3 separate regions of the Homo sapiens genome follow, and regions 1 and 2 are each linked to region 3. Evidence: chromatin contacts called from ENCODE Hi-C or POLR2A ChIA-PET data. All regions are on one chromosome and are shown on one strand. The core of a region is the stretch at or near the end of the contact, and the rest is flanking DNA. Distances in the headings are between cores, read along the strand shown.

Evidence for each region. A loop is a pair of places that touch in the nucleus more often than their neighbours do. ChIA-PET counts read pairs that join two places held with the same protein, here RNA polymerase II (POLR2A). Pooled maps may share reads with other maps.
Region 1: a loop to region 3 is called in a pooled map, with 6 times the contacts of the local background. The contact joins the promoter of PHC2-AS1 here to the enhancer-like site in region 3. A Hi-C loop is called at or near these places in 4 of 50 pooled maps. POLR2A ChIA-PET finds 5 or more read pairs at or near these places in 2 of 52 experiments (PC-9 and WTC11).
Region 2: a pooled map shows a loop between it and region 3 (1.8-fold over the local background). The contact joins the promoter of KPNA6 here to the enhancer-like site in region 3. A Hi-C loop is called at or near these places in 1 of 50 pooled maps. POLR2A ChIA-PET finds 5 or more read pairs at or near these places in 2 of 52 experiments (Panc1 and activated T-cell).

Annotation. Positions count from the first base shown.
Region 1 is chr1:33,348,113-33,352,150 of GRCh38, reverse strand. It overlaps PHC2-AS1 (PHC2 antisense RNA 1), which reads right to left and starts at 1,799. Exons shown (of 3, transcript NR_125978.1): 1 at 1,704-1,799. All of the region lies in intron 9 of PHC2 (polyhomeotic homolog 2), which reads left to right. RefSeq lists a silencer at 2,091-2,610 and an enhancer at 2,066-2,995.
Region 2 is chr1:32,105,363-32,109,625 of GRCh38, reverse strand. It overlaps KPNA6 (karyopherin subunit alpha 6), which reads right to left and starts at 1,570. Exons shown (of 14, transcript NM_012316.5): 1 at 1,492-1,570. The coding sequence starts at 1,495. RefSeq lists enhancers at 840-1,357, 1,315-1,744, 1,358-1,876.
Region 3 is chr1:32,797,761-32,801,794 of GRCh38, reverse strand. YARS1 (tyrosyl-tRNA synthetase 1) reads left to right here. Exons shown (of 13, transcript NM_003680.4): 5 at 3,952-4,032. Among named protein-coding and RNA genes, the nearest start is that of YARS1, 18 kb to the left of the region's middle. RefSeq lists an enhancer at 2,378-2,507. Within about 2 kb of position 2,639, at least 7 of the 41 ENCODE cell types and tissues checked have a DNase peak (open chromatin) inside an H3K27ac peak, as active enhancers do; they include PC-9, where a contact is called at or near this core.

The sequences.
Region 1 (4,038 bases), core at 550-3,049, 550 kb before region 3:
ACTGACATTTGCCTTTCTCCTCCATAAAGCTCTCAAAATTTTCTTTCTGAAATCTAATCATGGTGATATACAAACAAGCATCCTCCTCTTGAGGTCCTATCTCATGAGAGAAGTAAGCTTTACACAGTGGAAACAACTGTCAACCACCCAAGACTTAAATATCCATTCTGTGTATGTCTTTTTTTTTTTTTTTTTTTTTGAGATGCATTCTTACTCTGTCGCCCAGGCTGGAGTGCAGTGGTGTGATCTCAGCTCACTGCAATCTACACCTCCCGGGTTCAAGTGACTCTCCTGCCTCAGCCTCCCGAGTAGCTGGGATTACAGGTGCACACCACCATGCCCAGCTAATTTTTGTACTTTTAGTAGAGACAGGGTTTCGCCATGTTAGCCAGGCTGGTCTCAAACTCCTGACCTCAGGTGATCTGCCCGCCTCGGCCTCCCAAGTGCTGGGATTACAGGTGTGAGCCACTGCGCCCGGCCCATTCTGTGTATGTGTGAATGCCTGCTCTGTGCAAAGCACTGTGGGAAGGGAGGTAGCACACTGAGAAACACGGTCTGTACCCCACCTCAAGAGCTGAAGGTCTACTTGAAACGATGAAAAATGCACAGGAAAAAAATTACAATAGAAAGTAAAATGCGATAAATGCCATAGATGGATTTGAGGTAAGTCATTTAAAAGCTACAAAACAGGAAAAGTTACTGCCAACTAGAGATGTTCAGGATAGATTTCAGGGAGGACGAGGCATTGTTCTAGAGCAGAGGTTGACAAACTACAGCCCAATGGCCAAAACCATCACATTGCCAGTGTTCGTACAGCTCGCAAGCTAATAATGATTTCTACATTTTAAATTTTTTTTTGAAAAAATCAAAAGAATTCTATTTCATGATACATGAAAATTATCTGAAATTCCAATTCTAGTGCCCATAAATAAAGTTCTATTGGAACACAACCACACTCCTTCACGTACATATTGTCTGTGGTTGCTTTCCTGCGGCAACAGCAGAGATGAGTTGTTGCCACAGACCGTGTGACCTACAAAGTCTAAAATATTTACTCTCTGGTCCCTGGCAGAAAAAGTTTGCCAACTGCTGTTCTTGAGTCTGGACCTTGAAGGATAGGTAGGACCTGGACATGCAAAGTTGAGGAAAGAGCATTCCAGGAAGAACTGGTGGAACTTAAGAGAGGGAGGCAGGAAAGTGTGGGCATGTTAGGGAACAGGAGTTGAGGATACAATCCTGTGTTACCCTAGTTTATAAAACAAAATATAAGTGTAAGAAATGCAGAGGCAGAGGAGAAGGAAATATGAATATTAATGAAAAGGGGGGTTGAAAATTTGAAAAATAGAGGAGAAAGGGAGCTAAGTAAATATTCGGGGAATGTAAAATAAATGTAAACAAAGAAGATGGGATGAGGCCTGAGAGTGGAAAGGGGTGGGGGGAGAAGAAAGGCAGGCAACGAATATGAATACTAAGGAAGGCAAGAAAATGGGACCATGTTGGGAACAGAGGGAAGTCAAGAATGGAGAGAAGTGCCTGGCGTGTGTCCAGCACCTTCCTGCGCCTCGCGCTCCTGAGGGTGGGGACTGTGTCACGCTGCACGTCTCTGTACCCCCGCAGCCCCTCGCGCGCGTGCTGAATGAGTATGCTTCGCCACGACAGCGCAGGTTCACCCGGTGCGCTTGGGGAAGATAACCAACACTTACGGGACTCTGACCGTGTGCCAGGCACGGCGGGCCGCCTGAACCCACTTCCTCAATCAGCCTCAACCGCGAGCCCGAGGCCGCTCACGGAGGTGTGACCGGGGCACTCGGGCCATGACTTCCCTCTGATCCTCGGTTCCCAGTGGGAAGGAGAATGACTTGTAGGGTCGTTGTGAACAATAAGTCGGGGACAGCGCGAGCAGGGTTTGGCACGAACTGAGCTCTCGGTGACTGGTGGTCGTTAGTCTTCTGACTGACCCCCAGGCCCCTCAGGGAGTGAACGGTCCAAGGCGGGAGTCGCGGGCCGCCCCGCCAAGGAGCACTTGCACCGGCTATCAGGGCAGCCTCCTCGTGGCGTGGCGCCCGCCTCCCTAAGCTGAGCCCCGGGCGTCCCTAACCCGCCTTCCGGAGGGCGCGAGGCGGGGCTCGCCGCACAAAGGAAGCGCGCGGCCCGTGTCCGCCCCGCCCCTCCCGCGGCCCCGCCCCTCCCCGCCCCGCTCCCTCGCCCCGCCCCCGGCGGAGGCGGCCGCGGGAGCCGTCCCAGACTCGCCGCATTGTCTCCGCGGCGGCTGCAGCCCTCGAGCGCCCGCCGCGCGCGCGCGCGCAACCCCGGCCGCCGCCCGCGCTCCCGCCCCGGCCTCGCGCCCCCGTCCCGGCCTCGCGCCCCGGCCGCCCTTTGTTGACGCCGGCCAGGCCGGTGCGGTCGGATGCGCCGCGGCAGCCCCGGGCCCCGGCTCGGAGGCTCCCGGCGGAGAGGAGGCGGCCCGCCCGGGCCCGGGACCCCGCGCGAGTCGGCGCCCGGCCGAGGGGCTGCGTAGGCCCCGCCCGGCCAGGCCCAGCCGGGCCCTGGACAGGTCAGTGCCGGGGCGGGGGAGGGGTTCTCGCCAGTAGGGAGGCCGGGGGCCGCGCTCGCCGCACTGGAAGTCGGGCACCGCCCTCGGTGCCCCTAACGGCCCGGGCCTACGCGGCTGCCAGGCCGTGCCAGTCGCGGCTCTCGTCCGCGCGGCGCCTGGGAGGTGCCCTGCTCCCCAGCCTCGCTCGCCTGGGGACCCTGCGCGCCCGTCGCCCCTGGAAGCCGTGTCACCTCGGCGCGCCGCAGCTTCCGCGTCCCCAGGCCCCGCACACCCCACCCCAGCCCCAACCTAGGACCGGCCTCCCCGCCGCTGCGACTTCCCTGGGACGGACGGTGCGTTCGGGGACGAGACTGCTGGCATCTGCCGTACTTTATTGGTGGTGGACTCCCTATCTTGGAGGCGCCTGCGGCTTCGCTGGAGAGTTTTGTTTTTAATCTAGTTCAGTCTCACGAGGTTTTTAATTGGATGGAAAGGGACAAGCTGTTCTGTGTCTTTTCTTCCATTTTTAGAAGAGCGTTTTCTCTCCTTCCTATGCCAAATGAAGGTAGACTATATTTGTTGCTTCTTTACATTAAAATCGGGATTTGTGAGATTCTGTATTTAAACTGAAGTCCACAGACAGGGAAATAATTGGCCCAAGGTCAGGTTGCAAACCAGTGGCGACGCTACCATCTGAACTAAGCCCTGGGCCCCGTGTCGGATACCAGTCAGTGCCCTGCTACTGCCCACCCACCCGTCTTCCATAACCTGAACTGATCTCACCCACATACTTTCGGTTCTGAACAACTTTCCTTTCCTTCCTACTCCATACCTACGATATGTACCTTCATGTGCTGTGTACGGAACACACTCTTTTCATCTTTTTCTTCCCTTACAAATCAATGACAGCCTTCCCCTCGGATATCTCCCGTGTTTGATCTTTAATCCCCTCTCCATTAGCATATTGGGCCCAGAGGATCCCTTGCAAAATAAGCTACCTACCTAAATCCATCATATGTCCCTGATTTTTCTAGGACAGCCCCAATTTAAACTATTCCATCCCATTGTCCATCAGCCTGAGTATCTCCATTTTTGGTTTAAAAAATAATGTCACTTTGTACCACAGCCTACTGACCTGGCCTTTTCCAGCCATTTGGCTCTGGAGCATAACTGGGTAATCCAATTATCATTCACCTGGGATTTTTCTTCCCCGCCTGAGTCAACCCAAATGTTGGAACTGCCAGGATTTCTAGGTCAGCATGAACATTACAGGCTAATGAGGCAAGGAAATTCCTTCTTGCTCTTGTATTTCTTCCCACCTCCCCCACCCGCCCATCTTTTATTCTGGTACAGGGCAACAGACCTGTGGCAGACCCTATTGATTAGGATTTAGGTTTAGGTCACAAGGGATGTAGGGCTTCCCATCGTTTTGACTTTAGAACAGAAATAAAGTACCTGACTGTGTTGGTTATCGGGCAAGAGGCTGTCTTGAACCTTAAGATAAC
Region 2 (4,263 bases), core at 321-2,820, 690 kb after region 3:
CAAAAACAAAAAGCAAAACAAAACAAAATAAACAAACAGAAAACCCAAACACATTTACAACTTTGCCTAGGGTTAAAAGCTTTTTTCCCCTTTTCTCCCTGCCCAACCACTAGAGGGCCAGGTCATTTAAAAAAAAAAACAAAACAAAAAAACAGGCTGGACGCAGTGGCTCACACCTGTAATCCCAGCACTTTGGGAGGCCGAGGCAGGCGAATCACTTGAGGTCAGGGGTTCGAGACCAGCCTGGCCAACATGACGAAACCCTGTCTCTACCAAAAACACACAAAAATCAGCCGGGCGTGGTGGTGGGTGCCTGTAATCCCAGCTACTCGGGAGGCTGAGGCAGGAGAATCGCTTGAACCCGGGAGGCAGGAGGTTGCAGTGAGCCGAGATCGCGTCACTGCACTCCAGCCTGGGCGACAGAGCAAGACTCTATCAACAACAACAACAAACAGCAGTTACAAACTAGGCTTGGGAGTGTTCACCCTGGCTTAGCCACTGCATGACCTTGGGTAAGTTACTTTACCTCTCTAAAGCTCAGCTTCCACATCTGTAAAATGGCAATGGTAGCATCTATTTCCTTAGGTTGTACAAATTAAGTAAAACAAGACATGTAAAGCAATCAGAACAATGCCCGTACGTAGAAAGAGCTTAGCAAATTTCACAATTTTTACTGCTTTAGAGGAATTACCACTGTTGGTTCTGTCTCTAAATCCAAAGACTTCGCCATGGTATTCTCTCTGAACAGAGGCCTTGCCAGCCGGAGTCCCCTCAGAAAGATCAACAGGTCGCTCCTTTTCTCCTTACCAGGGCCAGCCCAGAAACCTAAAGTCCTCAACCTAAAGATGGCCAAGAGGACTTGGCCTTTGGTGTTCTACCATCACAAGCGATGCCACTCTGAGCCCAACCGAACCACACTATTTCCGCCTTGATTCCGTTCTCCCGGCCTTCAGCGGCGCAAGCTGCCCTCGGCCTGGCTGCCCATGCTTACCGGCCTAGTGCTGGCTCGCCTGACGTCCCCTCACTAGAGGACTCCACCTCGCTACGTAGGTAGGACTTCCCTGAGTTCAGGGGAGCCACTGAATCTAGTCAAGACACGCGTTGGCCAAACACAACCCAGGAGAAAGCTACCTTAGCGCCGCCCAGGCCTGCCGCCGGGAGCCCGTCCCCCAGCCCCAGTCTGGGCGCAGGACAGAGAGTAGGCCCCTTTCTACCTCCCAGGAACACGTGGGCTCCTGCCCGAGGCCACCATGTGGGGGGCTCCAGGCGTGCCAAGGTGTCCCCGAAACCAGCACCAAAGGACTGCTTCCAGCACGGGCCCTAGCTCGGCCCAAAACTGGCAAGAGGGGCACTCCCGGCCTGACTTTTCCCCTCAGACCTAGCTAGAGGGGATGCAGACATCTTCCGCAGACCGGAGACAGGCTCTCGCCAAATCCCAGGCCCCGACACTCCCTGAGCCCAAGAACCCTACTGCGTGGTTTCCTCACTCACCCATCGCGGGTCCGCTCGCTCACTCTTGGCGGCGGAGGCAACGGCGGCAGCTTCAGCGGCAGCTTTCAGTAGACAATATGGCGGATCTGTAGGACGGCAGCCCGAAAGGGACAAACCAGTTAACTCCAGGACGAAACGCTTTATTGGCCCAATCGCCTATCATTACACCGAAAGTGCGCACTTAAAGAGACCGCAGCTACTAAAGGTGGGGAGTGGAAATGAAATAGGAAAGGAGTGGTTGGGAGGAGACTGGAAGGGATACCTAAGAAAGTTAAGTGTGTCTAGGAGTTCCCAGCTGTTTCTGCTACTATTTCTTTTTTATAGTGAGATTTCTTTACCCGGAACTTTTTCTCCCAGAAGCTTATCCCTCCTTTTTTTTTTTTTTTTTTTTTTTTTTTTTTTGAGACGCAGTCTCGCTCTTGTCCCCCCAGGCTGGAGTGCGATGGCGCGATCTCGGCTCACTGCACACTCTGCCTCCCGAGTTCAAGCGATTCTCCTGCCTCGGCCCCCCGAGTAGCTGGGATTACAGGCGCCTGCCACCACGCCTGGCTAATTTTTGTATTTTTACTAGAGACGGTGTTTCAACCATGTTGGCTAGGCTGGTCTTGAACTCCTTACCTCAGGTGATCCGCCCGCCCCCAAAGTGCTGGGATTACAGGCTTGAGCCACCGCTCCGGGCCAGTTTATCCCTTCTTCTAATAGTTGAAACCAATCGGCTGGGCGCTGTGGCTCACGCCTGTAATCCCAGCACTTTGGGTAGGCCGAGGCGGGCGGATCACCTGAGATCAGGAGTTCGAGACCAGCCTGCCCATGGTCTCTACTAAAAATACAAAAATTAGCTGGGTGTGGTGGCGCATGCCTGTAATCTACTTGGGAGGCTGAGGCAGGAGAATTGCTTTAACCCGGGAGGCAGAGGTTGCAGTGAGCCGAGATTGTGCCACTGCATTCCAGCCTGGGAGACAAGAGCAAAACTCCGTCTCTAAAAACAAAAACAGCAATCATAGACCTTGGGCTGAATATGAACAACGAATCATCTAGAGAGGGGAAGTGCCTTGCTCAATGAGGCTATGGAGAGAAGGAAACAAAGAAGTAAGACTAAACTCAGGTTTTCTGATTAGGCCTACGTAGGTAGCCCTAGTTGAGGTTGCAATCTTATTGGGAGATGAGAAATAGAAAAATAGGGCTGGGTGTGGTGGTTCACGCTTGTCTATAATCCTAACACTTTGGGAAGCTGAGGCCAGAGAATCACTTGAGGCCAGGAGCTCAAGACCAGACTGGGCAACACAGTGAGACCCCATCTCCACAAAAAATAAATTAAAAGAAAAAAATTAGCCAGGCATGGTAATGAGCACTTGTACTTGGGCGGCTGAGGCGAGAGGATCACTTGAGTCCGGGAGGTCAAGGCTGCAGTGCCATGACTGTGTCACTATACTCCAGGTTGGGTGATAGAGTGAGACCCTGTCTCTAAAAAAAAAAAAAAGAGAGAGAGAGAGAGAGAAAGAAATGGGCTGGACATGGTGGCTCATTCCTGTAATCCCAGCATTTTAGGAGGCTGAGGCGGCAGATTGCTTGAGCCCAAGAGTTCGAGACCAGCCTGGGCAACATAGCAAGATCCCCCGTCTCTAAAAAAAAAAAAGAAAAACAATGAGACCCATGCAGTATAGTTAACAGAGTGATTTCATAATCATTTCATTTATCCTCACAGCAAGCTCCTTGAAGGCAGGGGTGGGTTCTATATTGTTTACCACCGTATCTCCAGCACCTAGCACAGAATCTGGCACATTGTGTGTGCTCCATAAATAACTATTGAATGAATAAACAAAGGAATGAACAAAAAATTGAGTTACACAGAGCAAGGGACATGATCTCCCCTTTTAGAGATGAGGAAATTGAGGCTTTTATTGTTCATATGCCTTTTCAATCACGGGACGTATGGCTAGTACATATCAGGCCTTTCTTTTTCCATGACATGGCAGCCCTCCTGTCCCCCACCTCGACACACAGAGCCAGGCTATATCTTCAAGACACAGAGGGATCTATCTTCTGGAAGCAGAACAAGGGCCTGTCACAACAAACTGCCAACTTTAGTTGTGCGCCTGGCCCATTTTCTTGAGGCAAAGAAATCAAAAGGAAAACTCTAGGATGAAGGTCAGGAAGGGGCGCACTTTATTTCCCTTCCTACTGCCCCTGCTTAAGGTGAGACCTCATCACTTTGCCCTGTTCTGTTTTGCCTGCCTCCTCTCTGGCCTCCTGCCTCCAGACTCTCCGGCTCCCACCCACTATCTCCTGAAAAGCAGAGACCTATAATCTCAGCTACTGGGAAGGCTGAGGTGGGAGAATTGCTTGAGCCCAGGAGTTCAAGACCAGCCTGGGCAACACAGAGAAACCTGTCTCATTAAAAAAAAAAAAAAAAAAGAAAAAAAAAAAGAAAAAAAAAAGCAGAAACCTTACAGTGTAACTCTTCTGCTTAGCAACTTCCTACTGCCTGCCCTTAGGTAATGCCCAGACATTTTAATCTGGCACAGACTGGTCCTTACCTGCTTCTTGGGACACTCCCCACCAGGCAATGCAGGCTCCAACCATATTTGGAGAACCACTTTTCTTCAAATATGCGCCTGTCTTCTCATGTGCCTTTGCATATGCTGTTCCCTCTGCTTAGAATGCAGTGCCCTCCTTTCCCCACTTAACCATGAGAACTACTCACTTTTTTTTTTTTTTTTTGAGACAGAGTTTTGCTCTTGTTGTCCAGGCTGGAGTGCAATGGCATGATCT
Region 3 (4,034 bases), core at 1,390-3,889:
ATTCTGTGAACGTTGTTGAAATGGCAACAAAAGATTTTGAATATTACATAAACTTCGTTGATAAAGCAGCAGCAGGGTCTGAGAGGATGGACTCCAATATTGAAAGAAGTTCTGCTGTGGACAGAATGCTATCAAACAGCATCACCTGCACCAGATAAATCTTTCGTGAAAGGGAGAGTCAATTGATGTGGCAAACTTCATTGTTGTCTTATTTTAGGGAATTGCCACAGCCACTGCAGCCTTCAGCAACCACCACCCTGATCAGTCAGCAGCCATCAGACATGGAGGCAAGACCCTCCACCAGCAAGAAGATTATGACTTGCTGAAGGCTCAGATGATCGTTAGCATTTTTAGCCATACCTTAACCAAATTAAAGTATGTACGTTGTTTTTGTAGATGTAACGCTATTACACACTTTAAATAGACTACGGTATAGTGTAACCACAACTTTTATATGCACCGAGAAACAAAAAAATCCAAGTGAGTCACTTTATTGTGGTTGTCTGGAACTGAACCCACAGTATCGCTGAGGTATGCCTGTACTGTACACAAACCTCTCTCCTGGCACCAGTTAAATATATGCATTTTCTATTCCTTCTCCAACCTATAGGCCTTCCTGTGTGTCTCTCGTCTTCCTTCCCCGCTTCCTGGGAAGCTCTTTTACTTCTTCCATTATAATTCCTTCTCTACCTGTCTGTCCTTTAAGACATTGTTCATCTCATACATCTTTATATTAATCATAATCCTTTTTATCATAATCTTAATAAAGGAAATAAACTTCAGAGCGATATGTGAAAATAAATTTGAGCATGATCCTATTTTCTGTTAAAACAAATACATGTTTTAACAGAAACATCCTTCTGTTTCCTTTGTGTGCACATATATTTGTACGAGCAAGGAGAAGGGTAGAAAAATACAAACCAGGCGGGTGCAGTGGCTTACGCCTGTAATCCCAGCACTTTGGGAGGCCAAAACGGGCAGATCACGAGGTCAGGAAATCGAGACCATCCTGGCTAACATGGTGAAACCCCATCTCTACTAAAAATACAAAAAATTAGCCAGGTGTGGTGACGGGCGCCTGTAGACCCAGCTACACAGGAGGCTGAGGCAGGAGAATGGCATGAACCTAGGAGGCGGAGCTCGCACCACTGCACTCCAGCCTGGGTGACAGACAGTGCAAGACTCCATCTCCAAAAAAAAAAAGAAAAGTACAAACCAAGCTGTTGATACTGTTTACCTTGTGAAGGCAGGATGAAAATATGGATAGACTTCACTTTTTCTTTGTATATCTGTATAATTTTTTTTAATTAAATTTTTTGTAGAGACAGGGTCTCACTATGTTGTCTAGGCTGGTCTTGAACTCCTGGCCTCAAGTGATCCTCCTGCCTTAGTCTCCCAAAGTGCTGAAATTGCAGGCGTAAGCCAACACGTCTAGCCCTTTATAATGCTTGATATGAGAAAATAAAATTTTCCCTTGTCACCTCAAAGAGATATTTTCCAAGGTTAAACCTGGAGCTGGGCGCAGTGGCTGGCACCTGTAATCCCAACACTTTGGGAGACCAAGACAGGCAGATCACTTGAGGTTGGGAGTTCAAGACCAGCCTGACCAACATGGTGAAACCCCATCTCTGCCAAATAATACAAAAATTAGCCAGGTGTGGTGGCATGCCCCTGTAGTCCCAGCTACTTGTGAGGCTGAGGTGGGAGAATCGCTTGAACGCAGGAGGTGGAGGTTGCAGTGAGCCGAGATCATGCCACTGCCCTCCAGCCTGGGTGACAGAGTGAGACCCTATCTTAAAAAAAGAAAACCCGGAGACATGCTAGTTCTGCACTGTTGGCTGGGCGCCATGGTTTATGCCTATAATCCCAAGTCCAAGGCAGGAGGATCGCTTGAGGCCAGGAGTTCAAGACCAGCCTAGGCAACGTAGCAAGACTCCATCTCTGTTTTATTCTGTGTGTGTGAGACTCCATCTCTAAAAAAAAAGAAAGAAAGAAAAAACTAGGTCTGTACTGTCTAATGTGGTAGCCTCTAGTCCTAGTCATATGTGGCTATTAAATAAAATGGAAATTTTTGTTCTCTAGTCACATTGGCTATATATCAAGTTCTTGGTTAGCTACTATATTGGACAGCACAGACATATAATATATTCATCACCACAGAAGATTCTGTTGGATAATGCTGTTCTAGACTGTTCCTGCTTGTTCAGCCTTCTCTTCCTCTTCCCTTCAGCCAATTATGCACTAAATCTTATCGATTCTACTTTTTTAAAATGTCTTAAATTCATTCTTGCTCTGCGTCCTCATTGTCTTTTGTCCATCGATATTTCTCACTTAGACTTTCACAATAGCCTTTGAGGCATTCACTTTGTCTCCAACCCATGAGTCTCCAGTCTCTGCCCTGCCCTGTTACTGTTGAGATCTTCCTACAGTGCTGGTCATATTTCTCCTCTCCTTAAAACCTTTCATTGGCCAAGATAACACTAGGCACCCTAGCATGACATTTCATGGTCTTTACCTACTTTTCTAACCTCATCAGTCACTACTTCCCACCTCCCTTGAAGTTCGTACTTTTGCAGACTGAATCACTCAAAATTTCCCTAAACACTTCACACCTCTGTGCCTTCTCACATTCTATTTCCTCTGCATGGTGAAAAACATCTATATGTTGTTCAAAACCAAGCTTAGCCCACAATCTGATTCTAGGAAGACTTCTCCACACCCATCTTACTAAATAGAGATAATTTCTTCTTTTATGTCAACACTGTTCCTTATATGAACATCTGGGTTAACCCTTAGCACGCTGAGTTGAAATGATCTGTTTACATGTCTCTCCCCAGCTGGATAATTGGGCTTCTTGAAGGGAGAGTCTGGGTCTGATTTATCTCACCATCCACGGAGCTGGCAGCAGGCCTGGCATGTCATAAGTGACAGTCACTGTTTTATTTATTTATTTTAATTTAATTTTATTTTTTGAGACAGGGCTTCACTCTGTCTCCCAGGCTCGGGTGCAGTGGCACGATCATGGCTCACCGCAGCCACGACCTCTCTGGGCTTAGGTGATCCTCCTACCTCAGCCTCCTGAGTAGCTGGGACTATAGATGCGCACCATCACACTTGGCTAATTTCTTTTTGTTTGTTTGTTTGTTTTTTATTTTTGGAGAGACACCCGGGCTCAAGTGATCTTTCCACCTCAGCCTCCCAAAGTGCTGGGATTACAGGCGTGAGCCATCGCACCCAGACAGTCACTGTTTTCTAGTTCAGTCTTACCTTTTTCCCGAATTCTCACAGGACTTCTTTATGCTACTTATATTTCATTTGTCACAGGCCACCTTATTCAGTAGAATACCTTTGGCATGACTATGGTTTGTTTTCTTCTTCTCTCCCTCCCTGCAGGATTCTGCATATCCTGAGGGCAGAGACTACTCTTATTTTTTTATCCCATGACATCCACATAGAGTAATGTTCACCGCAAACACTCAGCAACTGTCTTTGCAGCTTTTGAGGCCAAGAGGGAAGCTGACTGCTGTTTATTTTCTTCTTGGCTTTACCTTCTGAAAAATCTAGTAATTTCCTAAAGTTTCTGATTTCTCAGACCCATATAGAAGAAATAAAGTAGATGTTTAGGCTGGGCATGGTGGCTCTCGCCTGTAATCCCAGCACTTTGGGAGGCCAAGGTGGGTGGCCAAGGTGAGCTCAGGATTTTAAGGCCAGCCTGGGCAACATGGCAAAACGTTGTCTCTACTAAAAATACAAAAAATTAGCCGGGCGTGGTGGTGCATGTCTGTAATCCCAACTACTCGGGAGGCTGAGGCAGGAGACTCACTTGAACCTGAGAGGCAGAGGTGGCAGTGAGCCGAGATCACGCCACAGCACTCCAGCCTGGGCGACAGAGCGAGACTCTGTCTCAAAAAAATAAAGTAGATGTTTATGTTCATGTGTTTCTTTCCACAGGCTTTGGATGAAGAGTATTTAAAAGTAGATGCCCAATTTGGAGGCATTGATCAGAGAAAGATTTTCACCTTTGCAGAGAAGGT